Linked DNA regions of Mus musculus: regions 2, 3, 4, 5, 6 and 7 are each linked to region 1. A link is a loop called in an ENCODE intact Hi-C map of the cell type or tissue named here. Cell type or tissue: left cerebral cortex. All regions are shown on one strand. Region 1 overlaps Tbr1 (T-box brain transcription factor 1). Region 2 overlaps Ifih1 (interferon induced with helicase C domain 1). Region 3 overlaps Gm13561 (a long non-coding RNA gene). Region 4 overlaps Dpp4 (dipeptidylpeptidase 4). Region 5 overlaps Slc4a10 (solute carrier family 4, sodium bicarbonate cotransporter-like, member 10). Region 6 holds the start of Psmd14 (proteasome (prosome, macropain) 26S subunit, non-ATPase, 14). Region 7 overlaps Slc4a10 (solute carrier family 4, sodium bicarbonate cotransporter-like, member 10).

Region 1 (4,000 bases):
ATGAGCCTTTAAAACTGCGGTGCTAAAAGAATAAATACTATCACCCCTCAAAACGTGAGTCACATGGGAAGTAAGAACCATTAACAGTTGGATTTGTCAGAGAATATAACTTCAGAATTTAAGGACATCACGTTGTCCATCTGCCCTAAGTTCCTACCTGCTAATTGCTTCCCATTATTTGTTTAAAAAAACAAAAAACAAAAAACAAAAAAAAACCAAAAAACCAGGAACAATGTGATTTGTGAAATAAACGGGTTAAGTTCCAGCAGATCAAAAAAAAAAAATCATAATGAAAATGCTGGTGGAGGTTGAAGGCAATTGAGTGCTGAGGCCGGAGGTGGTGACAGCCTGATCCTGCAGCAGAACCCCAGGCTTGCTCTCCACCCGCATGCCCACCGTCCTGCTCCTGCTGGCCTAGGCTGAGCAGCTCGCTTAGGCCTAGGCCTAAGGCCTGGGCTCTGGGTAGGCCCTCATCGCGCGGCCTCGGGGTCACCTCCGCCGCCTCTGCCCGGCGGGTTCTGCCTCCGGGCGGCGCCTCCGGACCCCAGCAGCCTCGATGGCCAGCACCGGGGCGAAGAGGCTGGAGGCCTGCAAGATGGCGCGGGTGGCCAGGGGCGGAAAGCGGGCGAGGGCAGACCCGAGTAGCGCGCTCTCGCCTCTCTGCTGCCTTCTTCCCTTGCGTGGAGACGCCATTGGGAAGTGAGGGGACTGAGTTGACGGCGAGGGCCGGCCATCCCCGGGCGGGCCTGGACTTGGGTAAAGCCACCCGGTACCCGGGGCGTGCCCTGGGCCGCCCCCAGGGCCCCAGTCGCCCGTCCGCAGCCACGGTCCCCTCGCTCCGCAGCCACCCAGCCTGGGTGCCGTCAGGGGGCCCGGAAAGCACGCGGCCCCCGAGAGGAGCGCGTGGCTGCAGCTTTCCCTCACGCTGACTCAGTCCACACAGCAGATGGCGGAGCTGCGAGGGAAACGACCTCGCCAGTGTTTTTGAAGCTGGCTAAGAGCAGCTAAGGCGCGTTTTGCTGCACGAGGCGCTCCGTTCCTGTGAAATCGCTCCTCGGAAGCTAAGGGCTTCGCTTACGCATTTGACACCACTCCGGGCCTCGCTCCTCGCCTGGACCCGGGGCCCGGGAGGCGGCGGCGGGGGGGGGGGGGGGGGTTGGAGGGGGCGCTCGCTCGGGGACGGCGCGCTCCCGCGAGCGGGTCTGGGGTCGGAGCGCGCGCTCGGCCAGCCCGCGGCCACGCGCCCTGGAGCGCTGACGCCCCCGCGAGCGCGCGCTCCTGCACGCGGCCCGGGGCAGCACGTGCTGCTGCTGCTGGGCCAGGCCAAGCGGGCTGGCGGGCGAGCGGGCGAGCGGGCGGGCGGGCTCCGAGCACAGCCCGGGGCGGGTGCACGGTCACGGGAGTACACTGCTCACTCCTCTCCCTACTCATATACACACACACCATGTTTGGTGCTTTTTTTCCCCGTCGTCTTTACTTCTTAGGTGAGGAGAGGGGAAAGGAAAAACAAAGGAAAAAAATCAGTCATCATTTTTTTCCCTCTCCATGGCACACGAGACTCCATGGAACGCCGTCTAGTGGCGGGATTGTCCAGGGAAGGCAAATCGGTGAAATCTCCCCCTCGACTTGTCATTTTAATTGCAATTTTGAAGCTTCGTTACATCTGTTGCACCACAAAGGTGACACGGGACACTCTCTGGGTGCTGATGAGTTTGATTCTGTCACCTCCAGGCCAACTGAGACTAAAGGAGAAGGTTGAACCATTTTCTTGTCCCTTTCAGGAATCACCCTCTTTGGAGACAAAAGTACAGAAGTCGCCTCTATGAGGTAAAGACAGACTTGCAAACTTTCTCATGAAATTCCTCATTGCCATTTGCTCTCAAGGGTGGGGACCTGACCTGGGTAAAACTGCAACTGAAGCGAGGATCCCCTTACAGAAGACACCGAGGTGACTCCAGGCATCACCCTCAATCCCCAGCCCCTCTCCAAAGCAAATTTTGAATTCGGTTCTTTAACAACAACCTTTCCCTGTGTTGGTTCTGTGGGTCTTTCTCCACCTCACCCGGAACAATGCCCTGAGACCTCCCTCTCTGAGAGGAAGGCCCGTCCAAGTTTGCATTTATAAAGATTCGCCAGTCACCTCCAAGGCCTCTTGGTAAAACCAAATCTTCAGCATCTGCAGGCAACAGTTTGTCTCTTGACTTGTCTTATATTGCACCCTACTCTAACCTAATGCCTCACAAATTACTGTGTGAACTTTAAAGAAATCCTTGGCTCAGCTGCAGACCCTCCTTGTCCTGTCATTTCAGCTTCGGAGAGAATGAGTGCTGGGACAAAGACAGTTTATATATTTTCCTAGAAAAGGCATACAGCAGCAAAGAGAACTATACTAACTGTAAATAAATAGGAAAAAAGTAATAGCTGGTGGTACTATAAAAGAGCGGGTGTAGGAAGTGGCTACTGTCAGACTGCCCAGAGCTAGGAAGAGGGGCTAGTCTTGCTTAACCCCTAAAAGCCATAACCTATAATAATTCTTTGCAAACTGTAAACTGCTCTCAACACCATATTTAGCATTTTACCAGATTTATTTTACTTGTTATACACAGACGATACAAACGAGCAGAAAACAAAACGATTCTCAGTGGAGTGTGTACTTGTATAAATTATTCAATTCACAGACAAAACAAAACAAATATAAAAAATCACAACATTTGATTTACAGGAGAGCCAAAGTATACCCACGTTTAGACCCTGAATTCCTATTAGGACAAATCCCCCCATAGACTGGAATCTAGATTGAATATTGTGTATGATGCATATTTCACATTGATTTTAAAGTACAAAAAAAGTATAAGTTTGCTACACAACATTAGAAATCCTACTAATCTATTTCCAGGGGGATTAATGCTCCTTATCAAATATAACAAGACTTGGGGGGAATCAGTCTTACTTGCAATAATGCTAGTGTTTTCCCAAGAAAGTCAAATTTCAGCTGTCTCTAAGTGGTGGGGGAATCGTTTTTCAAACTAAAATGCAGTAAAATATACAACTCACACAATTCATCTTCACTAGACTACACTATAGTTACCAACAATTCAGTCATCTATATCATTAGTAGATTACTCATTACAAAGATTTACAGCATATAAAGGTGGAGTGGGGTCTGAAAAGATAGTCAGAAACAGTTTATCAGCATATTTGGCACCTGCACAGACCAGTAATGGATTTGGCACTTTGGGGAAAAACAAATAAGGCAAAATAATATTGCTGATGTGGGGCCATTCCATTTAGAAGGAAGGGAGAAACACATAGAACTCCAGTTAAGTCCGCCTGGCAGGCATCGTGTCACTTACTCGACTCGCCTAGGAACAGACAACTAGCTTTTACAGGTGTTCAGGTGGATTCTCCTTAGCTACATTGTGTGCACCAGGGCACACAGTGGTTACATCATGCAACGAACTGAGAAGTGAGAAAGCCACCACTATGAAGTGCTTCGTGTTTCCAGAGCCTCTTAGAATATCTTTAATAACTCACAAGAAAACAAAGGGTGTGGGAGAAGAGAAAGAATGAGAGGAGAAAAAGAAAAGGAGAAGAAAGGAAAGGAATAAAAAGTTAAGCGTGAACTGGTTTTGTGCCTTGACAATGAGAATAAAAACTAGCCATTCGTTACAATAAATTAACACTATATACAATCATTTCACAGGCTTTGTTCCACTAAAAGTATTAACATCCCTACCATCCATCCATCCATCCATCCATCCACTCGGGTATAAGAAAGGACGCGCTGGGTGGGTGCAGGTTCTAGAGTCAACATCCTATGGTTAAATAGGGAGGCCAAGACAAGGCGGGTCGGAATCGCTGCTGCCTGGCAGGATTGCCCAGGTCTCCTAAAGTTGAAGAGTTTCATTCCAAGAGAAAGGAGAGGATGAGTGGGGCAAGGAGAAGGGGGTGGAAAAAAGACAGGGAGGATCATAACCTCACAGACGAAAAGTTGGAAAAC
Region 2 (4,000 bases), 820 kb before region 1:
CGCCCGGGCAGCTTCCCACTCTGTGAGGTTGGCCATACAATGCACCTTAGGGCTAAGCTTAGTGCAAAATACTCAAATACCGGTTAGAGAGTGAGCTCGTATAGTAAGCTGGACAGGCTTCTAGAAGCCCGTCAGGCTCACAGGAACCCTCTGACCTTTCAGAGTCTTCCAGTGTCTGCATCTGTGAATAGGTTAGTCCCGTCCTGAGCTTTTCCAAGCCCATGATGGAGGGTTGCTTGTTTGTGACGACATGATGCCTTTCCACCAGAGGGTTGCTTTAGGTGCAGCTGCTGATAAATGCTGATGACTGGATTTATGGCCTCTCTCCTGCTGGGCAAGTGCTCTGCCACTCATCTCTGTATCCCACCCATGGAGTTACTTGGCTCACAATACTTATTGCTAAATTTAATAGAGGATTTTGCCTGTCTAGTCGTTCTTAGTGTTAACAGTGAAAATATTTGCGGAAGCATGCCATAGGTTCTGGTATCTATTTGAATGACATGCACAGCTTATTGATAAAGATATTGTGTGTTTATTTTGTGTTCTAGCAAGATGGGCTAATACCCCTAGTAGTTGTTAGAAGTAACAACAGCAGCAGCAACAACAACAAATATTGTTTCCTAAGCTGCATGCGTTTTGTAAACTTGGATTTTTAAAAAAAAAATATGCAGTAATAAAAGGAAAGAGAAGTTTGTAACTTATGTCAGGATATTTCTTATTATCTTGCTGAACCCGCTAGCATGTCTTTTAGTTTATGGTAGTTTGTTGCATTTAAGCCCCTTAGATGTAAGTAGCTTTTCCATGAAGATCCTTTCGGAGTCACTTTTACAGCCTTCTAACTCCTTCACACCTCGCCAGTCACCGCAGTGGCTCGCACGGGAGCCCATCTTTAATGACATTTATCCTTCCTTCTAAGGGTGACAGACTAGAATTCTCCTGTGGAAGGTTCTAGATGGCCATTTCACCCTCTCAGCACACGTGGGGTGTTGGCATCTCTTCTTCTCCGCTCATTCATCATTCAGAATTGACTGGGATTACACACACGTGAAGTAGGGTAGGAGACACATTGCGGGAAATGTGGGGGGCTTAGGGGAAGCAGGAGGAGGAAAATGGGGGTCTATTGATGATTTTATTGAAGACATGTATGAAATTCTCACAAATAAAGAAAAATGTTTAAGAGAGATGCTATCCCCCCTTAAAATGTAGTTATTAATTAAAATAAACCAAAGTTTTCTTTAAAGCATTGCCTTTCCCAAATTGACACAGTGACTTCTAAACAGCAACTGCGCATTTTAGAACTGTTAATGTGGCTGTCGGGATGTAGATGCCTCTTCTGCCTTCTGAAGTCACTGGAGATTTTAGAACAAGAAAATATCACAGAATTTTGATGTTTTCTTAGACCATATTCACATGGAAGACTCCAAAGGGACTTAACCCATTCTATGGGTTATTTTAATTCTGTACATTTCCAGAAAAGTTAGAGTCATTTCTAAATATCTGTTATTGCTTTGTCAAAACAAGTGAGTAGTTACCTTTTAACTTGGAGATTTTATTATTACATTTAGGAAATAAAGTGCCGTGGTAAAACAAAAGTGTAGTAAATGAGATTTCAAACAAGGGAAATGCTATTGAGTTTGGAAGAAACACTTTTATGTAACACTGCATAACAACAAACCCGGAAGCTTCTCTTCTGGATCCATTAGAGCACCTTGTTTGGACTCTAGAAATGCAAGTACCTCAGAATGATCAGCAGAGGGCGCTTTGACATTTATAAAGAGAAAGGATTTCTCCAAGAGTGAAAAATGATAATGTAACTAGCCATGTGTGAATACATAGGGCCCATGACCCAGCACGCATGTGTATATTTTGATTTATATATTCGTTCACGTGAAGATTTTAAAATTCTACCCCAGCTAATGAGCTCACCAACCTGCTTGTTTTCAGACTGTAATACCTTCTTTTTCATTCCCCCATATGTTCAACTCCTTAGGTTTATCCGGTGACATTATGCTTTGGAATATATTGTGGATATATTTTGCATAGATCATGTTCTGTAGGAGGGGTTTTAAAAATTGACCTTTATAAAACAGCCTCTTTCTCCCTGGTCCAATCTGTCACAGCACTTTTTGTTATTGTTGTTTTGTTTTGTTATTTTGTTTTTTGTTTTTTGTTTTTGTTTTTGTTGTTGTTTTCCTTTTCATAGACCAAAGACCAATCTTAGGCTTGGTCTATACTTATTTCTGTGAAAGTGTCACAAAATTTATCCTTGCACTTAAGGATCAGAATAACATTCCATATCACTATCCTGTAGAAAATCTAGTGATTTTTAGAAACCTAGAAATAAATGCCACAACATTTGAAGCTAAAGGAAGATCACTGTGGTAGCAATATATTACTGTTTCAGAATTGGCTCAAATTGAGTGAGTTATCTTTTATATTTCCTTAAATTTAGTTATTACCATTGACTTCTGAGAATTTGCAGTGCTACTGGGGCCATTTAAGGGTAGGGAGTAATTTGAAGAGAGAGGGAGGGGAAGGAAGGAATATGAATATGTTGTGATTAATGCTTATAAAGGATTTTATGTTTCTTTTCAAACTGAGCGTATTGTGTGACTCACAACTGCACAGCTGTCTTAAAAGGGCTACAGTCAGTCATCCAGAGTTCAACGATAATGCCATAGGTATTTTTATCCGTATGAAAACTGAGTGGTGTGATTCTACAGTGAAATTAATTTAGACTGGTTTATTTTATCACTACAAACAACATTTTTAGCAGAATCATAACAGATTTTAATTTGTTTATCAGATCTTACCTTCTCTATCCTGAGTTGCAAAGGACTGAAAGCCAGACTCCCAGCAAGAAGGAAGTGAGTTGGTCAGATCATACCAAACCATTGTGTTCATATCTTAAAATTATACGACCTTGGTAAGAAAACAGATATTACATGCTCCCAAGAAGAAACAGTAATTACGCCATGGAAAATCAATGGAAAGGAAAGAAAAGCCCCAAGTCTAGGGGTTAAAGGGTTCAGAGGCAGACTTGAGTGGGAAGGTAGGTTACCCCAAAGAAGTTTAGCTAGGAGGGAAGGACAGACATTTGTCTGAGCCAGGGAGGGCTGCCTTATGGTGGGATTATGAACAGGGGTGACTGATAACATTTCAGACTGAGTGGATGTCATTAGTAAGGGAAGTTATACAAAAGCTGTGGTGTGTCATAAATGTGATGTAACAGGGTTGCAGGGGACAGAAATGCAAGAATTGTTGTTGAGCATTACCTGTGCACCCTTAATGATATCTGCACTTGTACTTCCCTGCTGTCTGGTTCGGGTTGCTTAGAGTCTTCAGCCTTTCCAACAGGCATCTCTGAATTTAAAGCATTTCCAGTTCACATCTTCCAGTCCACGGTCCTGTTAATGTCAAGACTTCTAGTGTGGTCATCAAGGTCTACAGTTGTGACTGACCACACTTCAAAACATTGTGCCTTCATCATTAAGTTAAGGAACAAGCTCTTCTGGTGGGTATAGTAGCTTTTACACCCCTATATTTTAATCAGTTCTTTCTGTGTTTGGACCCCAGCGCAAAGGATAACTAACAGGCCGAGATGATACAAGTTAAGCCAACATCATCACAAATGATTCACATTTAATTCTAGCTGACATATTTCTGTGTGTGTGTGTGTGTGTGTGTGTGCACACACACACACACATCTATAAACAGGAGCAGAGAGAAGCTCCGTGGATGGCCATGTGGGCCTGTGGCTCTGAGAGAGATTTTCTTTTTCTCTTTGGGGAACTCATTTCCTAGAAGCTTGGATCCAGGATAGAATATGCAAGGTGGGTGGAGGTGGCTTCTCTCCATTCTGCAGGAACACATGTTCCCTGGCACACAGAGCGAACTATGACAGACCAAAATGTGAGCGTGTGTGTGTAGATCCATATACATAGAGCTGAAAATAAAAGTAATCTATTTCCTCTCAAAGAAAAGATTGTTATTTCTAAAG
Region 3 (4,000 bases), 640 kb before region 1:
ATAAACAGCCATCTGCACAAGATGATTTATGCATTGACCTTCAGGAGGCGGGCCCGATCATCTCATGAAGTCCCTTCCAAGTGTGGGATTCTATGATTTAATCAGTATGTGATTTTTCTCAGCTCTACATTTTGCGAGATAACCAGCAGATGGGAGCCACAAATTCCCCAACATCATACCAAAATCATGGTTCCTCACACTGGTAGGGCCCAGGCAAGCTTGCCAAATTGGCATCCATTGAAAAAAAATCATTGAAGGACCCACCTCAAACATTTATTTATCTCCTTGTGGGTGTCTGGACCACCCATGTCCACAAAATAGAGATAATCTTTAGACCGATTGTGTGCATTCAGCTTTGACTTAAGTAAGAGTCACGTTGAAAAGGGGAGTCTCATTTTGAAACCTGAAACAACAGCTCTCATAAAACGGTGGTGGTGGTGGTGGTGGTGGGGGATTTACAAACTCCAGCTGAAGGAGAAACGAGGTCAATTAGACACAGCCCTTCCCAGGAAACGTTTTAGAGCAAACTTGAGCCTTACTTGTTTTCACTTAACAGACACGTCTCGTCAGTTCTTTGGGCATATATGTAGTGCTTACTATAGCCTAGGTTCAGTACAAAGCCACAGGGAGACAAATACCATCCATCCGTCAAAGAGCTTAGTCTCTTCCAAAGGAAGAGGCCATTTTTTTTTTTTTTTTTTTTTTTTTTGACGCAGAGTCAGCAAAGCAGTAACAGGATGCAGAATAATCGATGGGATGATGCCAAGAAAACGATCCAAGTCTGAGAGACCTAAGGGACTTGGACTTGTGTCTGAAGGTTAAAACGAAGCTGGGGAGGAAAGATAATAAAACGTTTTCTGGAGCACTCAGGATAGCCTGAAGAGTGGCTGGTAAACCCCACGAAGTGAAATTTGTATACAGCTAGTGCTTACGGTGTAGAGAGAAGGGTAAAAGGCCAGTTGGGGAGAAGGAAAGACCCAGAAGTGAGGGAAACCGAGAGGTCACGAGAGCTCTCACAGGTCATGCAAAAGAACTCAGACACAGCATAGAAGAAATATGGCTGCTGAGTGATAGAATACACTTCTGAACCAAAAGACAGAAAAGCATTTGCATACGATTCACCAAAATGAAGGGGTCACTAGGCAGGTGTTGAGACATCAAGGAGAACCCAATAAGGCTGAGCAGGGCAACAGCATCTAGTTAGGGTACTCTTCCTTCTCTTCTGATCACTGCTCCTTGGACTTCATCCCCCTGCCTCCCCTTGTTATTCAGACCCTTCAGGTGACCACCTGAAGCTTCTACATCTTAAGCTTCAGCCAATGACAAGCCAGGAATACACTGGTCCCATTATCTCACTGGCAGACCCCAAATTCCAGCGAAGGGGACTAACAATGGTCCACGGAGACTTTTTCGGGGAGAAGGCGTTCATTACAGCAGGGAACTATTGCTGCAGGCACCTTAGGGGCAGGGTGAACTTGTTCTCTGAACCGGAAGGGCTGCTTTGTAAGTTTTCTCCGTGTGAATGTAGGACCTTTGGTTTGTTTGATGGGGACGGATGCAGACAATCAGTGTGGCGATGGTCACAGATGTGTGTAGCTCCTACCTGGAGGCTGGGAGAAAAGATGGAGTCTCCAGTCGTTCCAGGAACTACTTGGCCACACTAGCAACAGCTGAGGGCAAGCGCCAAGCCTCCGGCACCTCAATCCAAAGAACAGGTTTCTCAAATTGTGTTCTTTATTCAGAACTTATAACGGCTGGCAGGTTCTGCTCCCATATATGAATTTTCAATCAGCGTGCTTTTATTCAAATTGTTCTTTTGTTTCATTGTGTTACTAAAAAAAAGTATGACAGGTTGGCATGCTTGTTTATGTAAATGTCTGGAACTGTAATTTCTTGTACGTTAAGTACAGATAATTACACAGCCTACCTTAATCTCTGAGGACCTAACAATCACCTTAACAGCACTAAAATTAGACTTCTCTTAAATTAGTGCTGAGGAAGTATGCATTAAATATTTTATTAATAAACAATTTACCTTTCTCGATTCTTCGAAGAATTTTAATTTTTGCGAATGGAAACGACATAGAACAGTATTGTGCAGTTATATGAAAGACCACTAGATGGCACCATACATCTTTTCTTCCAATTTTATCTCCCTAAACTAGCTGTTTTAGAAAAGGAATTTGTGTTCTTTCGGGAGGAAAAAAAAAAAAAAAAAAAAAAAAAAGGAAGAAAAGAAGATTAAAAAAAAAAAAAGAAAGAAAGAAAAGAAAAAGAAAAAAGCCATGGTAGTTTTTGCAACGCTTTTTGAACGTTTATTAGTGTTGCGGCATATTGGTGAGACTGTCTATACTTAAACACCAATTTCAGGCTTGCTCGGCTATTTCCCAGGAGGTATTTTCATTTCTCAGTCTTTATTATCAAACCATACTGTTTTATTTTTTCTTGTTTTACAGTACATTTTGATATTGTTGCAATCATTATTTCCCTTCAATGATATCGTTATTTCCATAATCTTCCTTATTTACAATTTTCCAAAACAAAATCCAACTGCATTTAATTATGTTACAAAGGAAGGAAAACACGAATTTTGTTTAAGTTCTCAATAAGTTATAACAATAGCAAAAATAATAAAGGAGCATGCAATCTGGGAGGAAGTTACATCTTTATTATATTTTTGTCAGTAGTAAAATAAACACTTTTGCATCTGTGATATACATTTTTGCAGGAGTGAATGTGTGTAAACTAAATTAATATTTTAGTAAGGTTGTATTCATTATTATAAAAGCTAATAATGTGGAATGACTGATCATGTACAATTGCAGAAGTATACATTTATTTGTGTAACTCAAAGAGAATATTTTACTCCATATATATAATAATGCCAATTGATTAGCAAAACAGAAAACAGTTATTAAAAGGGGTTAAAAACTACACTAGGCATAAAGTAACAACTTAAATATTAATCATGATAACTTTGTTTAAAACAGAAAGGAAATGTATATGCTAATTATCTTCTCGGGGAAATAAAATTCATGTTTTTAAGACTTTTCAGAATTCTCTACATTTTCTATAGTGATATATTGTGTTCATACTCAAGACTTCATGGAGATTGCAAAAAATGCTACTTTCTAAAAGAGACTCATTTATTGCTCAGATTGTCAGAATAATTGCTTACTAAATGAATGTTCTTCGTGATGCTCCAGACTAGGAAAGCTGCCGAGAGCAAGCGGAACTTTTTGAGGCCTTTCCTACACATGTTCCAGCCACTGCCCTGGGAAGAGAACCTGCTTGCAGGTCACAGTGTCAGGAGTCTCTGAAGGACTCTGTGTCTTACCCTTCAGCCTCTCCCTGGGAGAGCCTTCATCTTCCAGCAAGTGGCAAGTCAGAGGTTCTTAAAGTTTTTGAGGTCAGGGAACCTGTGCTCTCTTAAATACTGGCACCATATTTGTATGGGCAATATATGTTTATGCTTAGCATATTCTAAATGAAAACAAATTGATAACTGCTTGTTTACTTTAAGTTAGAATTCTCCCACTGTATAATTTTACGTGAAGAATACCTTTTATAAAACAGATAAAGTACAGAAAGACAATGGCCTGTGTATAGCACCTGGTGTCTCTGATTTCTTCTTGCCTGGGAAGAAGATGGATTTCTGCTTTTGCTTCTGCACCCAATCCCTGTGCTCATTCTACGCAGCTTCTGGACATCTCTATGACACCACAGGATAAGAAAGAGTAAATAGCAGCAAACGACGTCTTTGATGATGATTGATGATGATGATGATAATGATGACGACGACGACGATGAAAATACTGATCATCAGAAAGAAAAGCATTTCGGGAAACCCAGAGCTGCGTTCCCAGGTTTTCTTTTGAGATTAGTTTATGAAACTGGATTGTGGTCACTGAATTATAATCAGTACAAAGCCTTCCTTCCTCTGCTTCTTTTCTAATATATTTTGCTAAAACTGAAACATAATTTGGGGAGTACAGAGTGA
Region 4 (4,000 bases), 520 kb before region 1:
CTCTGTATCTGAACACTCCAGAGGCTATTAGCTACTTGTTTACGGCTGTTTGTTCACTGTCTTTCCCACAGATAATGTTCACTTTCAGCAGTCAGCTCAGATCTCCAAAGCCCTGGTGGATGCTGGTGTGGATTTCCAAGCAATGGTATACTAAGACTTTGTTCAGGGGGAACAAAATATCTAGTGGGTCTAGTTTCCCCTTTGGCAGTTACTTTTTCCCAAGGAAGTCTCAGATGACAGGAAGAGAAGAGAGGCCCCTTATCATTCCGCTGTGAAGTTGGAGACGTGCTATCCTTGAGTCATACACAGAGTAAATATTAGACAGTTTGAGGTTGAGAAACACAGTATTACATATCCTGGGAGTGTCAAAACACCATTCTTCTATTCCTGTGATGGTTCAGTCTCTCCCTGTTTTGATTCGAAAGTAATCACTTATTCTGTAAATGTGTGGCAGAGTAATTCTAAAGTGAAACCAGCATGATAATAGCTGAAATGTAAAATCCATTCTGTTATTATGATTACTAGCCATCCTAACAACAGTGGGGTATTAATAGTTAGCATGCTTCAGCTCTTGCAGTCGCTACATTATCTTTTGTTGAACAACTGCAGGCAGCAAACAATTAGGCTTGTTTATAAAGTCAGAAATGGCTGGGGCTGGGTTTGCCTGTATAGAGGAGGTTTTGGGTATTTAGTCTAACTCATCTTCTTCATTAGAATTCTTCATCAGACTTTATACATACATACATATATATATATATATATATATATATATATATATATATATATATATATATATATATGTGCATCTTGCACTAATAATACAATGCTATAAAACAACACAACTTTCTTAACTGTTTTGGCTAGAAAATAGTGTCCCTCCACTTCTGACACATAATTAGCTGTGTGCTCCGCTTCAATAGTGCCCACCTATGTAAGAGTGGATTTTTTATTTTGTACTGAGAAAACCTGCCATATATTTTGGACCAGATTCTCAGAAGAAGTTGAGGTTTGTTTTTTCCATGTTTAAAGCAAAGTTATATAATACTTGAGGCATGATTAAAATTAACTTATGTCTCAGGAATATGTACCTGCCTGACATAAATGTCAGATATACAGAGTTCTTAATTTCCAGTGTAAAATTTAAATGTTGGTAAATAAAACATTTGTCTTTTGGCTTCACTTATGTTACAGATATAAGACTTTAATATTAAAATTGATTTTTCCAGCCATTAGATGCTTATATTAGAAAATTGTCCTTAAAATCTATTTATTTTAATACATACTCAAGTGTAGAGAGATTTGGCCCTTGCTGGCACCTATTAAAATAGTATGCCTGCTGGTATAAACCTTCCCATTCAGAGTGTAGTTTTTAAGTGACCTTTGAGTCACATTTAAAGGTTGACTTGGGTATTTTAATTAGAATATACCCATGTTTAAAGTCTTCTGCGGTAAACACAAATGCATAGTGGATTTTCTCAGCACCCCCCAAAAAAGAGGACCAGTGATTTCTTCAGGACGGAACATGTCTTGAACAGCTCTGGTGGAGAACTAGACGCCCTCTCTGATCACACTTAGGCTTATAAACCATTCCCGTTGTTTTTACACCGTGCAAGAGCTCATTTGAATTTTCCCTTCTAAAGACCGAGGACCTCCTAATCCTGAGCGCTCTCTCTCTCTGCAGTGGTACACGGATGAAGACCACGGGATCGCTAGCAGCACAGCTCACCAGCACATCTATTCCCACATGAGCCATTTCCTCCAGCAGTGCTTCTCCTTACACTAGCACAGCATAGCTCTCCATAGCTTATTTAAGACCACATTTGTTCTCATTATCTCAAAAGTGCACTGTTAAGATGAAGATCTTAATAATGTTGCATTGAGACATTTCAGGCTGCTTTCTCCAGTTTTACACCTGCAATCCTAACTAAGGATGCCTGTCCCCAGAACAGATTACTACCTTAGAGCAATTTGGATTTTCCCCTCTGTTTTGTTTATCATTTAAAATCATTTCCACATCAGCTGCTGAAACAACAAATATAAATTATTTTTGCAAGAGCTATGCATAGATTTCCTGAGCAGAATTTCAATTTTTTTTTTCCTTACTAGACTGGTCCAAATCTCGTTTCCCTTATTTAAGTGGGTGACAAGATGTGGGTAATGATGTCATTAGGGCAGCAACAAGAGAAGAGGGAGCAGGGAGTATGGCTAGAAACCCAGGTCCAAGCATACAAACCAACCAGGCTACTGTCAGCTCGCCTCGAGAAGAGCTGTTCACTGCCAGACTGGCACAGTTTTCTGAGAAAGACTATTCAAACAGTCTCAGGAAATCATATATGCAAAGCACTGACTTCTAAGTAAAACCACAGCAGTTGAATAGACTCCAAAGAAATGCAAGGGACGCTGCCAGCAATGTAAGGGCCCCAGGTGCCAGTTATGGCTATAGGTGCTACAAAAACACAGCAAGGGTGATGGGAAAGCATTGTAAATGTGCTTTTGAAAATTACCGATGTCTCCTAGTGAAAAGAGGCAGCTTGGAACATATCGACTTGCCCTGTTAAAAGTTGAAAATATTTGTGTCACAAATTCTAACATGAAGGAATACTTGCATTAGTTTTTCCTACTTCATTTCTTTGAGCATTTTAATTAAAATATTTTAACTTCATTAGCTTTTTAATGGAAAATTAAATGAGAATGTTTTGTGTTATTATTTCTATTCTACACACTGGAACTTTGCCTGGTCATTTAGTAAATATGCTTCCATTTTTCAGAGGTAATGGGTTATGTCTTGAATCAAACTTACACCGCATTGACATATGGACACATTTGTTCAAAGGTTCTTGTTTAACTTGTTAGACATCCAAGACTGTCTTGTAAACATGGAAAGAGTTCAGCTTTTTTTTAAAAAAAATTAGATACATAAAACTGTTTAAACTTAAATGATTCATAGGGGTTTCTCTAATACCCCCTGAAATGTCTATTTTCACACTTATCACATAGCTTTGGAGAAATCAATTAACAATAATTTGGTCATTTAAATACTATGGAATTCATAATATAATTTAATCTAGGGGAGCATGTGAGGCTCACAGCATGGGACAGAACACTATCAGCAGAGTCGTTTTGGTTGACTTGTCTTTCCAGGGTTTTCTGTATTGTTTTGTCTCTGGTCTCTTCTTGTGGGGGGGTGATATAATAGAAAACATACATTCTGATATTGAACTTGACTTAGCAATGTTTGGATAACTTAGAAAATACTACGTTTTGTTTCAATTATTTATAACACAACTGCATTTTTAAAATGGACTTCACACATTTAAATGCAGTTTCAGACCAGAGTGCTAGATAAAATTATTCTGGACAGGTGAGCCACAGCATGAATTGCAAACGTGGCAGAAATGGAAACTACCTATCAAATAAGGGTGGGATTAGATATTCATGAGCTTGATGCCACTTCCCAGGCCCCCCCACGGATTCACTCCACCTTAAGTAAGTCTCAAGTCCTATTCTTCCATTGCAAGCACTGCTGGTAAGTAAGCCTGTAGGTTTCTGGCTATAATCCTATTTTAGAATACAGCACTTTCACCATGTGCAGCAGTATCCACCTGCAAAGTTCTAGATCAAGGGACAGAGGTGACATGTTCCTGTCAGTGTGAAAACATAAACAGAAATTACCCGTTGTGAATTCATCAATCTAAACCCCATTATATAATAATCTAGATTTTATTAATATATCTTATATGATGTATCACATAATATTTATATAATAGCCAAACCATGAATTTTGTGTTCCTTTTGTTTCTAAATATGTTGTTTCTGGAGCCTGAATTAATCAAATATCACAGCACACATTTTTCAGGCAATGATGGTTTCAAATGGTGATAATGTGAATAAATTCAGTTTTTATTTGACTCTCATAGCACAAGTTTTACTGTTCCGTAAGAGTTGTGAATTAGATTAAGAACCTGATGCGGAAGTTCTAAGTGAACTCAAGAGTAAGTTT
Region 5 (4,000 bases), 480 kb before region 1:
ATAGCTAAGTTCTAAGATACTGTCTACCATAACGTGCTCTCATTTCAGGGATCATGTCTTATTGGAAAATATAGTATCACAGAGCCCAACTGCTCTTATTTATTCTCACGTTTATCTCAGTGCCCCATGATTTTATTCTCATTTTGTTTTCTTTTCAACAACCAGAGATTCCAGCCATCCCTTGAAATAACAGCATTTGTGTTTCTGCCTCCTCTGTAATCCCGCTCCATTATCACTATTCTGCACTCAAATGAGGCAGAAAATTAAGTAAGTAAAGTGGGTGCCAGTATGTTCAGAGACTGCTCTTGACTGGCTGATTGGGTAGGTCTCTGAGGAGACAACCAAAGATGCTGAAGTGCACTGCTGTTCACAGAGGTGGCAAAAATCTTGACTTACATTGTGACTTGGCTCTGACTTTATTATTTTCAGTACTACTTCATCAAAGTTCATGCAACATAACGACCAAAAGTGTCTGTTCTGGAAACTCATCGCTGGGTTTAAATGATAGCAAGCACAGGGCCCGTGTGGCTCTGTATCAGGTCCTCTGTGTACATGTCATGGCTGCTAGTTTGGTGGGACTCCTAACAGTGGTAGCATGTGTATCTCTGACTCTCTTGCCAGTTTTTGGAGTTCTTTTTCTTCTATTGAGTTGCCTCAACCAGCCTCTATATAAGGGCTTTTGCTTTGTCTTACTGTATTTTGTTTTCTCCTGTTTTGGCTGTTGTCTCTTGGAAGCCTACTCTTTTCTGAAGAGGAAATGGTGGTGGAGGGTAGATCTTGGAGGAGGGGAGGGAAGGGAAACTGTGGCCAGACATATTATATGATAGAAGAATCTATATTCAAAAATATATTTAAAGTGAAAATTTACAGATAAAATAAATAAAGGCTCAACAATGGCCTTAGGTAAATCATTTATTCTCTTGTGCCTTTTCCGAGCTGAGAGAAGTTGATAATGTCAATAAAAGGTATCTCATTAGGTTATGATAATTAAATTATTTAATTCCAGAAGTGATTGAGAGTAGTGTCTGCTCTATCATAAATACCAAGTACATGCTAGGTTCTACTATAATAAATCCAAATTTAAGGACAGATAACATCAAATCATTTCTCAGTATTTTCCATAGTTTCTTAGCATAATTATTAACAGACAAGAGACAATCAATAGATGTTACAGATTGAAATTCTTTTCTCTCTCTCCCCGTTCTCTCCCTCCTCTCCCTCTCCCTCCCTCTCTCTCTCTCCCTCCTTTCTCCCTCTCTCTCCCTCTCTCTCTCCCTCCCTCTCCCTCTCTCTCTCTCTGTCTCTCTCTCTCTCTCTCCCTCTCTCTTTATACAGGGTCTCATTATTCTCATTATGTAGCCCAAGTGACCTATAATTCATTATATACACATTATATATCTTGAACTTGACAATCCTCTTACCTCTGTCTCTTGAGTAGAATGGCTTTTTTAAAACAAGGAAACATATATTCTTGAAACACATATTAAAATCTAATGTAATAGTTATAATTATAGAATAAATAGAGCAGTTACATTTGGCCTGGTAGTGAGAATAAAACACCCAGGGAGATCTAGAAAATGGGAAGCCATCCTGGCGTCAGCATAATCAAACATGCATAAGAAAAAGACTTCAGCAAAACATTTCATAAGCTATAGGTTAATAGCATGAAACTCACTATCTTAAAGAGCAGCGCCTGAAGCAGTTATAGGAGTGCTTTGTTCTAGGGAGTGCAAATCAGAGTGTGAATTAGAATCTACCCAAATTCCTGCACCCAAGGGGATTCAATGCAATTGTGCCTCTGGAATTGTTTTAAATTTGCGGTACTACCAAAAATGAATTTGTATTTATGAGAAGTGCCAGGGGACACAAAAGAAAAAAGATGACAGACCCCTCCCTTTTCAATATTGTCGTTTTAGCACATCCTTAATTTCTAACCATCCATATTCACTAAATTTAATAATATGGAGAAAAGAAAGACTTCTTCCTAAAAATAATTTCCTATGGCTCTTATTGTTTGTTTAAATAAATGTAAACAGTGGAATTTTGGATTTCTAGAAGTAGGCAAGATAATTATTTCAGAGAGAACAATTCTGTCTTTAAAATGAATACATGATTTCCCTTAATTATGCTGCACAATAAGTACAATTTGACTTAATGCAAACCAAAGGAGATAAGGCAATTCTGACATTTCCATTCATTAATCAGCATCCTTCTTCTTGCCTTTCTTTTAAAATGTTTTTAAAAACTTGTTCGTTGCAAACAAATTATTAGCTGATTAGGCATGCCAGCCAAAGGGAAGTATCCTTTGTCAGAGAGAGACCTCTGCACCTTGTAACATATTTCTGTAGTTTTTTTTTTTTCAAAATAAAGACAGAACTGTAGCTTTTATTCTCACATTCATCCTTGAATCATGGGAAATGGACATATGGGAGGAAGAGGGAGCATAGCAACAGGTGATGCTACACCAGACCCCACTAAAACCAACATGCAGCAAGACAAGAGGCCAGCCAAGAGGACCATCTGATACCCAGATGCCACTGCTGAAGAAATCATTTCAAACTTGGCAGCAATTTCCTGCATCTGTCACGTTAACCACATAAAAGACTATAGATTGACATGAGGAACCAGGCTGACAAAGAGGGCAAAAAAGAACATATCAAATGCCATAGTCATCAAGGGAACGTGGTGCCAAATGAATGCTGTGAATGCATTCATTTGCTCCAGTGATCTGGGATTGTATTGCTGTTTATTAAAAATGATGTCAAAAGAAGCCTGAACTGTCTACAGAAACATGTAGAAAATCCCAGAGCTGTATCTTAACAGAAACTTTCTCTTCTACAAATAATGTCTCGCTTTATTTCCACTTTCACAGAGTATGCTCTAAACAAAACCAAGCTTTTGTTTTTAATGCCTTTGAAAAGGATTTAGTTAATCTTTGCCTACCCCGCCCCCAGCAATTCTACAGGGAAGTCCTAAATTCTAGAGAGTGGATGGATTTATTTGCGCATCTATATAATATATATTAATTTTCCTGGTCATATTTTTATTTTTGTGGCTACTTTAATGTTTGCATGACACAAAGGCCAGTGGTGTGATGTGGAGTTTTGCTAACTTATGCTCCCTTGTTCTTGGGTATAGTAAGTTACCTAACCAATGAGTCGGATAGTCTGAGTAGCTCAACTCCTTATTGTGTATTTACTAGTACAAAACTATTATGAAAACATTTTTTGATGTTATGAAAAGTATTATGTGAATGAAAATGACTAGTTCTGGAAATGAGGTGCAGAAAAATCAAAAGCTCTATAATACATTTGGAAGAGAGCTAAGATGACAAGATTCTAAGATGATGAAGAGACGGTATGCACTCGGATATATGCTGCATTGACTACCACATGCTTGTGCAGAAATGAAAGAACACAGTCCATGGAATGATGTTCCAACCAAGGTTGTGAGGAGCTTAAAACTAAAAATTAATAAAGGCTGGAAGTATAGTTAGCTTGTGATTTGGGAATATACTCAGGGAACATCTTTTCATGAACATGAAGCTCATGCCAAAGCCAGGAAACTCTGAAAAAAATTTCAATAGGCAAGGAGAATAGCCACGGACAAACTGTTATTCCTAATAAATGGTATTGTAAGAAGTAATATTTTGTTGTCAAAAGGAGAATCAGCAACAACAGAGTACATCATAGTGGAACATATAGGAGAAAATGGTTATAGACAAATAATATTTAATAATAATGGTGCTTTATTTATGTTAAAGTATGACAATGCTGGAGGGACCCTGTTTTGAACACTATGCGTGTAGAGTGCTCACAGTGCAGTGGCTGAGGACAGACTGACTACTGTGGAGTACAGACAGTATGATGAAGCCAGTCTGTTGTTCACTAAATCCATGCTGACTTAAAATTTATATTTAAAAAGTTAAATATATACTGATTTATTCATGTAACAAAAGAAATAATGTAACATACGGGGTCGTGTTTATTTCAGGGACTGG
Region 6 (4,000 bases), 100 kb after region 1:
CCTGACCTATAATCGGTTACACAGACCAGGCCGGCCTCAAACAGCAGAAGATTCTCCCCACCTTTTCCTCCCTAGTACTGCGAGTGTTCACATGAGAACTGTATTTCTTTGCTAACATTTAAGGCCTTTTCTATAAATTAGATCTTTACTAGCGCTTTCATATTATTTTTGTTGTTGTTGTTGTTTTTGTGAGACAGGATCTCACTGTATAGCCCTAACTGGCTCAGAACTCGTTTTTGTAGACTAGGCTGGTCTTCAACTCAGAGATCAGCCTGCCTCTGCCTCCTGAATTCTGGCATTAGAAGTGTTTACCACTGTCTTGAAGATTCTATTGCTGTGAAGAGACACTATGACCACAGCACCTCTTGTAGAAAACATTTCATTGGGGCTAGCTTACAGGTTCATTTTCATCATGGTGAGAAGCATGGTGGCATGCAGGTAGACATGGTACCTCAGAGTTTTACATCTTGATCCACAGGCAGCAGAAGACTGTGTGCCACACTTGAGCTTATGACACCTCAAAGCCCACCCCAACAGTGACACACTTCCTCCAGCAAAGCCACACTGCCTAATAGTGCCACTCCCTTATGGGCCTATTGGGGCCAATTACAAACTACCACAGCCATGACGTGGAACTTGGTTGCCATTTTAACTTTTTTTTCACTCCGTGCTAAAGTGGAATTACATGCCTTTAACTTCAACACTTGGTAAACTGAGGCAGGATTATATTAATTTAAGGCCAGCCTGGTGTACATAATTAGTTTTAGACCAAGCAGATATACTGAGTAAGAACCTATCTCCAAATTAATAAGTAAACAAAGCGTTCCCAAATTTCTTAAGACTCTTTTGAAATGCGGGCATCATTCTTTGGCAGACACTGAGTTCGATCGACCCACGGGAAAACTGAGTTCTAATAACCCGCAGCAGCGGTAGTTGATTTCTACTTTACTCAAAAATGGACATGTAACCATTCACAGACCAGTACTCAAGTGGAGCAGTACAAGAAGTAATGGCATAGCAGGAATAACCCAACTTTATTCTAAAAACATTCAGGATTAAAAGCATGCCTCTCTGAAGGTTTTTAAAGCTAGCAGGACAAACGATTAAGCGAACATCCTCGCTCCTTTTCTTCCCTGGACTGGAAGTTTTTCAACACAGGAAGATCTAAAGACGAACACACGTAGATCATAAACAGGGTTCTGCCAGTTGATGGGTTAAAGGTTCCCAAGCTAGAGGGAAGCAGAAACGTTTGCAAGGAGATGACATCCAGCCCTAACCCTGCCGGACACCCGGAGGTGAGGGAAGAAAGGACCAAGGGGTCCGCAATCCCATCAGGCCCCGGACTCCACCGGCAACCTGGCTGGGCAACGTGACTCAGGAAAGCCCAAGGCTTGAAGGCGGCCTAGCGAGGCAGGCTCCCGGACGTCCCAGGCCCGCCTCGGGGCTCGGCTGAGGCCGCCTGAAGAGAGCTCGCGGTCTGCATCCTACCTGGCCTTGTGGCGACGCGGCGGCGAGGGCAGCGCCTCACACTCAACAAGGACCTGGCTCGGAGAACAGGCGATGAATCAGCCCGATTCCATTCAAAAGAGTCGCCCAGGCCTCTGCAGAGAAGTACTTCCGGGTTCCCGGCTTCCTTCGGCTTCCTTTCTTCTACCGCCAATTGGAGTCCGCCGGGGAGTGGAGCCGGCGGGGGGGGGGGGGGGGGGGGCGGAGCCGGCTGGGGGCGGAGGAGCACACAGCGCACGCGCAGGCCGCCTGGTCCCGGTCCCCGCGAGGCGGAAGTCAGGCGAGCTGCTCCGCCCTCCTGGTTTTTTTCACAGTGCCAATCCTGCTTCACTGAGGTCTCCATGCTTTGGGAATTTTGGAGTTATCAGCCTTGTGGAGGCTAGACTTGGCTTGGTTCTGTCCTTCGCCTTTGTGGCCTTCCTCAAAATGTAAAAGGTTGAATTAAGGTTTTCTTGGTCACTTGAAAAGCAAAAATTAAAGGGGTGGGGGATAGGGAGATGGTTAGAAATATACAGGCTCTTTCCGCATACAAGTTTACCTCTTCTTGCCTTCACTGCCTAAAAAAGGGGTTATAGGCCGGGCGGTGGTGGTGCACGCCTTTAATCCCAGCACTTGGGAGGCAGAGGCAGGCGGATTTCTGAGTTCGAGGCCAACCTGGTCTACAAAGTGAGTTCCAGAACAGCCAGGGCTACACAGAGAAACCCTGTGTGTGTGTGGGGGGGGGGGGGGGGGGAACCTCAAGGAAATTTGACGTTTTTCCAGTGTTCCTGCCTCTTATTTTCAGCTGTTTCAATACGTATTGAAAAAAAACTACTTCTCTACATAATTAAACGATAACGGCCTTTTATCTTTGTGTTAGATTTTCAAAACAAAGTTACTCAAATTAACTTTGGCAAGTTTCTATCACATCCTGGGACGCCGTTTAGGTCACTCACCATGTTTATGGATTACTCCCACTTTCTCAAATATGTTAAAATGCATCTTTAAAGCGTTTCTTTTTTTTTTTTTTTTAGATTTATTTATTTATTTATTTATTTATTTATTTATTTATTTATTATATGTAAGTACACTGTAGCTGTCTTCAGACACTCCAGAAGAGGGAGTCAGATCTTGTTATGGATGGTTGTGAGCCGCCATGTGGTTGCTGGAATTTGAACTCCGGACCTTCAGAAGAGCAGTCAGGTGCTCTTACCCACTGAGCCATCTCACCAGCCCTAATTTTTTTTAAAAGCATTCCTGACTCAAAAATCACCATGGAACTACTGAATGGTAGAAGAGAATGGATTACAGAATCATTCCCCTTTAGTAAAACTCAAAAGGAATATGGCTATTACAAGAATATGGTTATGATGGTTTGTATATGCTTGCCCCAGGGAGTGGCACTATTTAAAAAGTGTGGCCCTGTTGGAGTAGGTGTGGCCTTGTTGGTGTAGGTGTGTTACTGTGGGTGTGGGCTTTGACACCCTTATCCTAGCTGCCTGGAAGACAGTATTCTGCTAGCAGCCTTCAGATGAAGATGTAGAATTCTCAACTCTTCCTGTACCATCATGCCTGCCTGGATGCTGCTATGTTGATATCATCAAGATGCTGCCCATCTTGATGATAATGGACCTATAAGCCAGCCCCAATTAAATGTTGTCCTTATAAGAGTTGTCTTGGTCATGGTGTCTGTTCACAGCAGTAAAACCCTAATAAGACAGTGGTTAAGTCTTACTGGGCCTGGAGAGGTGGCTCAGCTACTAATCACTTTCACTTTTGCTGCTCTTCCAGAAGACCCAAGTTCATTTTCCAGCAACCACAGTGGGCGGCAAACTGCTTGTAACTTCATCTCCAGAGGATTCAGTGACCTTTTCTCTCAAGAGCACCGTACCCTCACACACATACATAAACATCCACATTTTAAAACATTATTTGTATTAATTCTCAAAGAATTAATAAACGTTAAACATATTCACTTCCCAGCTCATTCTATAACCCCTCTCTCAAACCTTCCCTCTCTTCGCACCCAACCTGGAACCACTCCTCCCTATCTAGTCTAGTTTGTGTTGCCCAACTAACAACTAACAGGAAATGTGGTTGACCTGCCTGGGGTTACATAATTAAAAGCTGTCTCTTCCTCTCCCTTCCCTTTGCTAGTGGTAGGATCTGGTACCTACCTTCCCACCACTATGCTGGAGTTTTGTCTGGCTTGAGTTTGCTTACTTCTTATGCATGTTGTCACATTACTATGAGTTTATTGTGCATCCGCCCAATGTCTAAAAAACAGTTTCTTTGATCCACCACCTCTGCTTCTGGCAATCTCTCCATCTAATCTTCTGAAAAGAGCCCTGGGCCTTGGAAGAAGGGATGAGATATGATGTATGATTGAAGCTGAACACTCCACATACTCCTATTCCCTGTGCATTGTCTCACGGAGAGTCTCTGTGTTAACTGACATCTACTACAAGAAGTATCTCTGATGAAGGCTAAAATGCGTTCTGATCTATGCTATGAT
Region 7 (4,000 bases), 470 kb before region 1:
CTATTATAAACCCAAGTATGTGAAAATTTGGAACACAGAATAAAGTTGTCTGGCCTGCATCAGGTGAATTTTAGGTCTCTTGAATACACATTATATTTTAACATTATGAATCCAAAGGACCACTAAATGGCATTACCTGCTTTTATTAAAGAAGCGTGTTTTAATTACTTAAGGTATGACAATTACTAATATACACAATGATGTAGGCAAATTTAAAAATTTCTTTGATATAAAATGAACTTTATATAAGCCATTTTTCAAACCATTTCTCATTGTAGAAAGCCATTGTGCAGTGGTGCACAGTTCATGGTGCACATGTGCAAGTCAGAGAAAAACCTCCTGAGATGCTGGCCCCATTTCTCACTGGCCTGGAACCTCATCCAATAGCTCAGGCAAAGGCACACGAAGGATTCACCTCTTTCCCCCTGCAATCTCACTGTGATCTCTGGGACCACAGGTGTGCACCAATACACCCAGCTCTCCGGCACCCCCACCCCCACCCCCAGCCCTTTACCATAGGTTCTTGGACCCTGGGTTTAGGTTCTTATGTTTACAGAGCAAGCACTTCACAGACTACGCCATCTCCCAAGCTCTCCAAGGACATTTTTGAGTAGTTACTCTTAAAAACTATCAGTAACATTTGCTTTCTATTAGTATGCTGTTGCAACCCATGAACAAAGTCGTTAGATTCTGACATAGAGAATGGTTCAGCTGAAAGGTGGAGGAGATAAGCCTGTTAACTTTCGTGAAGAAGATAGTGACCGAAAAAGCAGCAGTCTCTGGAAGGAACTCTTCTTGTTTACCAAAGTGGAATTTTTTTGAGATATTTACCTCAGTCTGAAAAACATTTGTTTCCTCTGTGTGTGTGTCTGAGTGTGTGTGTGTCTGAGTGTGTGTGTGTGTGTGTCTGTGTCTGTGTGTGTGTGTGTGTGTGTTTGTTAAATCTCATCCTGGACCTTTTCATGGTGGACTCAGACCTCACAGATTTTTATGTTGTAGTGTTAAATATTGAACTCAGTTGATTCCCTGTTTCCTTTCTCAAATATACAGATACAAGCATGGTGGCTTAGGGTAAAGGACTGATGCATTTAAAAAAAGAAAAGAAAATTGTGTCCTAGTGCACAGTGCCAGGCTTCTCCATGTAGAGACTGTAACACTGGTTCCTGTCAGGCTGGCATAGGCCCCACTGCTCCCTGGGAAAGAAAGTGACAATCACTAATATGGCCTATGCTTTGACTTTCCAAATCTGTACATGGGAAGGGAAGTGTTGACCTTTCAGTTTGAAGGAAAGCAGAAGAGCTTGTGCCACCTCTGGTAGCTATGTCACAAAGGGCTTCTTCCCAGCCCTGTTCTAGGACCTAAATCTAGCTTGCCAGTTCTCTCAGAACCTTTCTACCAGTTCATGTCATTCCATCAGTAACTCTCCCCTAACCTTGAGCATGTAGAATATTTAGTTTATATTTGGATCAGAAATATTTAAACCCAAGTACCTTGGTTGGGAAATAGCGGCTGGTCTTGAACTGCTTCAGGGTGGCTGACATGGTAACTGTGGAGAAGAACAGGATCACCGACCAGAAGAGAACATCTGGCACGTAGGGGTGGCCATGGCCACAGGCTCGCCCGACATACTCCCCGTGCAGTGATCTGCACTCCTGAGAGGAAGGGAAACACAACTGGTAAAGAACACTTAGTGCATTTCTTTCAGAAAACTAACACCCTATCAAACGCAGCTGAGACACCTAGACTGCTCACCCATGGCTCCCACAGAGAACTTAAGAGGTATGACACTTGATTTCAAGTTCTACTTGGATAGGGTTTAAATCTGACATCGATTAAGTTCAAGATAACAGATATATTTTAAATGTGATAAGTTTGATAATGTAGTTTGTACTAACATCAGAAATATAATAAAGCATTTAAATATGTCATTTTAGTTTTTTTCACACCAACACCATAGACAGATATTTTCATTTATATTTGATACCAGAGAAAGCTGAGACATGGAGAAACTAAGCAATGTTTTTTCAGCCTCACTAATGCTATGTGGTAGAGCTGGGTACATGCACCGCTCTTGTGGTAGGCATTATAGACTAGTGCAGAACAGTAATTATTTTTAAAAACTAGTTCAACAATACTAAGAAGGCTATGAAAGATAACAAAAATGATGATATATATTTAAAGAAATGGAAATTTGAATCGTATACGGTAATTGTTGAATTCAAATAAGAAATGATAAAGAAATTCCTACATGAACAAGGAGAGGGTCATGCTTGCTCTGCTTTCCCACGGAATTTCTTCTGCTTTTATGTTTGTTTGTTATGTTTTGTTTTTTAAGGGGAAAAAAAGGTTAAAAAAAAAAAAGAAAAGAAAAAGAAAAAGAAAAAAATTAATTACTGTCTTAGCCATTAGGTGGCAGCAAAGTCAAAAAGAACTTCAAGGGGGAAAAACAGCATTTTATGTAAGCATTAAATATTTTGAAAGGAAAAAATATTTCTAAGTCATCTTGGAAAACGTTCATATTCTAAAAATTATATTACTGTATTCAAAACAAATAGAAAATATCAGCTTAAAGAAGCCAGGAAAATTTTTATTCATCTAGGTATTGTGACCCTGAACAAGACTTGCTTTGTGGAATAGTCAAAGAAAATTTAGAGATATGCTGTTTTCACTGAACCAAACTTCAAGCGCCTGAGTTCACTCTAGAATAAAACAAACTCCTCCGAAATATTTAAAATAAATAAGTGGCCACATTGTCATCCGGAAGCAAGCAACAACCAACTTCTTCTTGACATAGGTACTGAGTCTAAAGGTTCTTGAAAAATCAGAATAACTTAGAGCCATGTAACAGACACCACACTGTCTTTATTATTAGCTAAATTTCAATTATTCATGTTAAGATGATTCAGAGAACAGAAACTAAGCTACTGAAGAACTGCATAATAATAATAATAATGATAATAATAATAATAATAAACCTCTTAGCCTTATTTATAGCTTTAATTTTCCTTCTTAAACTTAATAAATAAATTTTGAAAAAAAATCTTTGACATTTCCAGTCTCTTTTTGTGTGCATTTAGAAATGCTTGGAACAATTGCTAAGCAGTGTTACGTGCACCAGGATGTCTAAGCAGAGGAAGTGGGAGTCCCACACAGCACATAGTGATTTGTGAGCACCTGCAGTCTTTTGTGCATGTCTGAAAGGCTTCTATGAATTCTTTGGATGTAGGTGGGTCAGATGCTCTACTCCTAAGAAGCCAGATGCAAGAAAAGATTATTCAACTGCCTATCTATAACCGCCAATGCCAAGGCTAGCTATCTCAACTCAAAGCAAACTGTAAAGTATTATTATTTCTTGTTTTTCAAGGAAACAAGGGTGGGGCTCTGATTCTAAAAAGTAAATTCTGTAGGTAAAAAGTAACTACAGAATTCAACATTTATTTTCAGCTTTATACTATCTACATGTCCAACATATACCCCCCCCCCCCCACACACACACAGAGTGAGAGGGGTTTGGGATAGAAACAGAGTCAGAGATAGAGTCAAAGAAATGAAGAGACAGAGAGACAGGGGAAAAAGGAGTCCTTTGGACGTGCAAACAAACTTCAAAGCCTTTCTTTCATTTTAGTCTATCATGGTTTACAATATAGTAAGTACTCAAAAGATACTTGCTGACAGATTCTAATTACTCTTCCAACACATTCTATTTCAACAATTCTATAAATTGGTAAAAATTAAAATAGAAATTATTAGTATATTTTGAAGATATGAATGTGAAATTATTAATGTCTTTTCAAATGTATATATATATATATATATATATGTATAGAAAGAGACTAAAAAGCATTGAAACAAATTTCAAGCAATTGATAATTACTTTCCCTTCTTTTTTAGTTTTTAAAGATTTTTGAAATTACAATGTAATTAAAATATAATTACAATATAATAACAATAATTATAATACCATTACATTTCCCCTCTCCCCTCCTTCCTCCAAACATTT

Evidence for each region. Peaks named below come from ENCODE experiments on the same cell type or tissue, not always from the same donor. Only the 100,000 strongest peaks of a DNase experiment are listed, where the experiment ranks them.
Region 2: a loop joins it to region 1, with 9 times the contacts of the local background. A loop is called at or near these places in 8 of 42 quality-filtered maps.
Region 3: a loop joins it to region 1, with 17 times the contacts of the local background. A loop is called at or near these places in 13 of 42 quality-filtered maps.
Region 4: it touches region 1 in a loop (2.6-fold over the local background); 2 of 42 quality-filtered maps call a loop at or near these places.
Region 5: a loop joins it to region 1, with 8 times the contacts of the local background. A loop is called at or near these places in 6 of 42 quality-filtered maps.
Region 6: it touches region 1 in a loop (2.3-fold over the local background); 8 of 42 quality-filtered maps call a loop at or near these places.
Region 7: it touches region 1 in a loop (5-fold over the local background); 6 of 42 quality-filtered maps call a loop at or near these places.

The regions. Positions count from the first base shown.
Region 1 is chr2:61,812,681-61,816,680 of GRCm38, reverse strand. It overlaps Tbr1 (T-box brain transcription factor 1), which reads right to left. Exons shown (of 6, transcript NM_009322.3): 6 at 2,567-4,000. Among named protein-coding and RNA genes, the nearest start is that of Tbr1, 10 kb to the right of the region's middle. In left cerebral cortex, a CTCF peak has its summit at 1,579 (motif pointing left); DNase peaks (open chromatin) are centred at 1,548, 1,813, 3,343, 3,917 and 1 more place; H3K4me3 peaks cover 2,840 bases; H3K27ac peaks cover 3,840 bases.
Region 2 is chr2:62,628,407-62,632,406 of GRCm38, reverse strand. All of the region lies in intron 3 of Ifih1 (interferon induced with helicase C domain 1), which reads left to right. Among named protein-coding and RNA genes, the nearest start is that of Gm39839, 10 kb to the right of the region's middle. In left cerebral cortex, a CTCF peak has its summit at 1,744 (motif pointing right); DNase peaks (open chromatin) are centred at 1,787 and 3,847; H3K4me3 peaks cover 13 bases; H3K27ac peaks cover 1,260 bases.
Region 3 is chr2:62,456,457-62,460,456 of GRCm38, reverse strand. All of the region lies in intron 1 of Gm13561 (a long non-coding RNA gene), which reads right to left. Among named protein-coding and RNA genes, the nearest start is that of Gm13561, 3.3 kb to the right of the region's middle. In left cerebral cortex, a CTCF peak has its summit at 2,111 (motif pointing right); DNase peaks (open chromatin) are centred at 37, 1,646, 2,110 and 3,313; H3K4me3 peaks cover 593 bases; H3K27ac peaks cover 2,725 bases.
Region 4 is chr2:62,330,401-62,334,400 of GRCm38, reverse strand. Dpp4 (dipeptidylpeptidase 4) reads left to right here. Exons shown (of 26, transcript NM_010074.3): 25 at 72-145; 26 at 1,682-4,000. The coding sequence ends at 1,783. Among named protein-coding and RNA genes, the nearest start is that of Dpp4, 80 kb to the left of the region's middle. In left cerebral cortex, no CTCF peak of the experiment used is centred here; a DNase peak (open chromatin) is centred at 2,336; H3K27ac peaks cover 1,519 bases.
Region 5 is chr2:62,292,639-62,296,638 of GRCm38, reverse strand. All of the region lies in intron 18 of Slc4a10 (solute carrier family 4, sodium bicarbonate cotransporter-like, member 10), which reads right to left. Among named protein-coding and RNA genes, the nearest start is that of Dpp4, 120 kb to the left of the region's middle. In left cerebral cortex, no CTCF peak of the experiment used is centred here; no DNase peak of the experiment used is centred here.
Region 6 is chr2:61,709,362-61,713,361 of GRCm38, reverse strand. Psmd14 (proteasome (prosome, macropain) 26S subunit, non-ATPase, 14) reads right to left here and starts at 1,668. Exons shown (of 12, transcript NM_021526.2): 1 at 1,489-1,668. In left cerebral cortex, no CTCF peak of the experiment used is centred here; a DNase peak (open chromatin) is centred at 1,681; H3K4me3 peaks cover 1,872 bases; H3K27ac peaks cover 1,092 bases.
Region 7 is chr2:62,284,454-62,288,453 of GRCm38, reverse strand. Slc4a10 (solute carrier family 4, sodium bicarbonate cotransporter-like, member 10) reads right to left here. Exons shown (of 26, transcript NM_033552.3): 16 at 1,491-1,652. Among named protein-coding and RNA genes, the nearest start is that of Dpp4, 130 kb to the left of the region's middle. In left cerebral cortex, a CTCF peak has its summit at 2,417 (motif pointing right); a DNase peak (open chromatin) is centred at 3,189.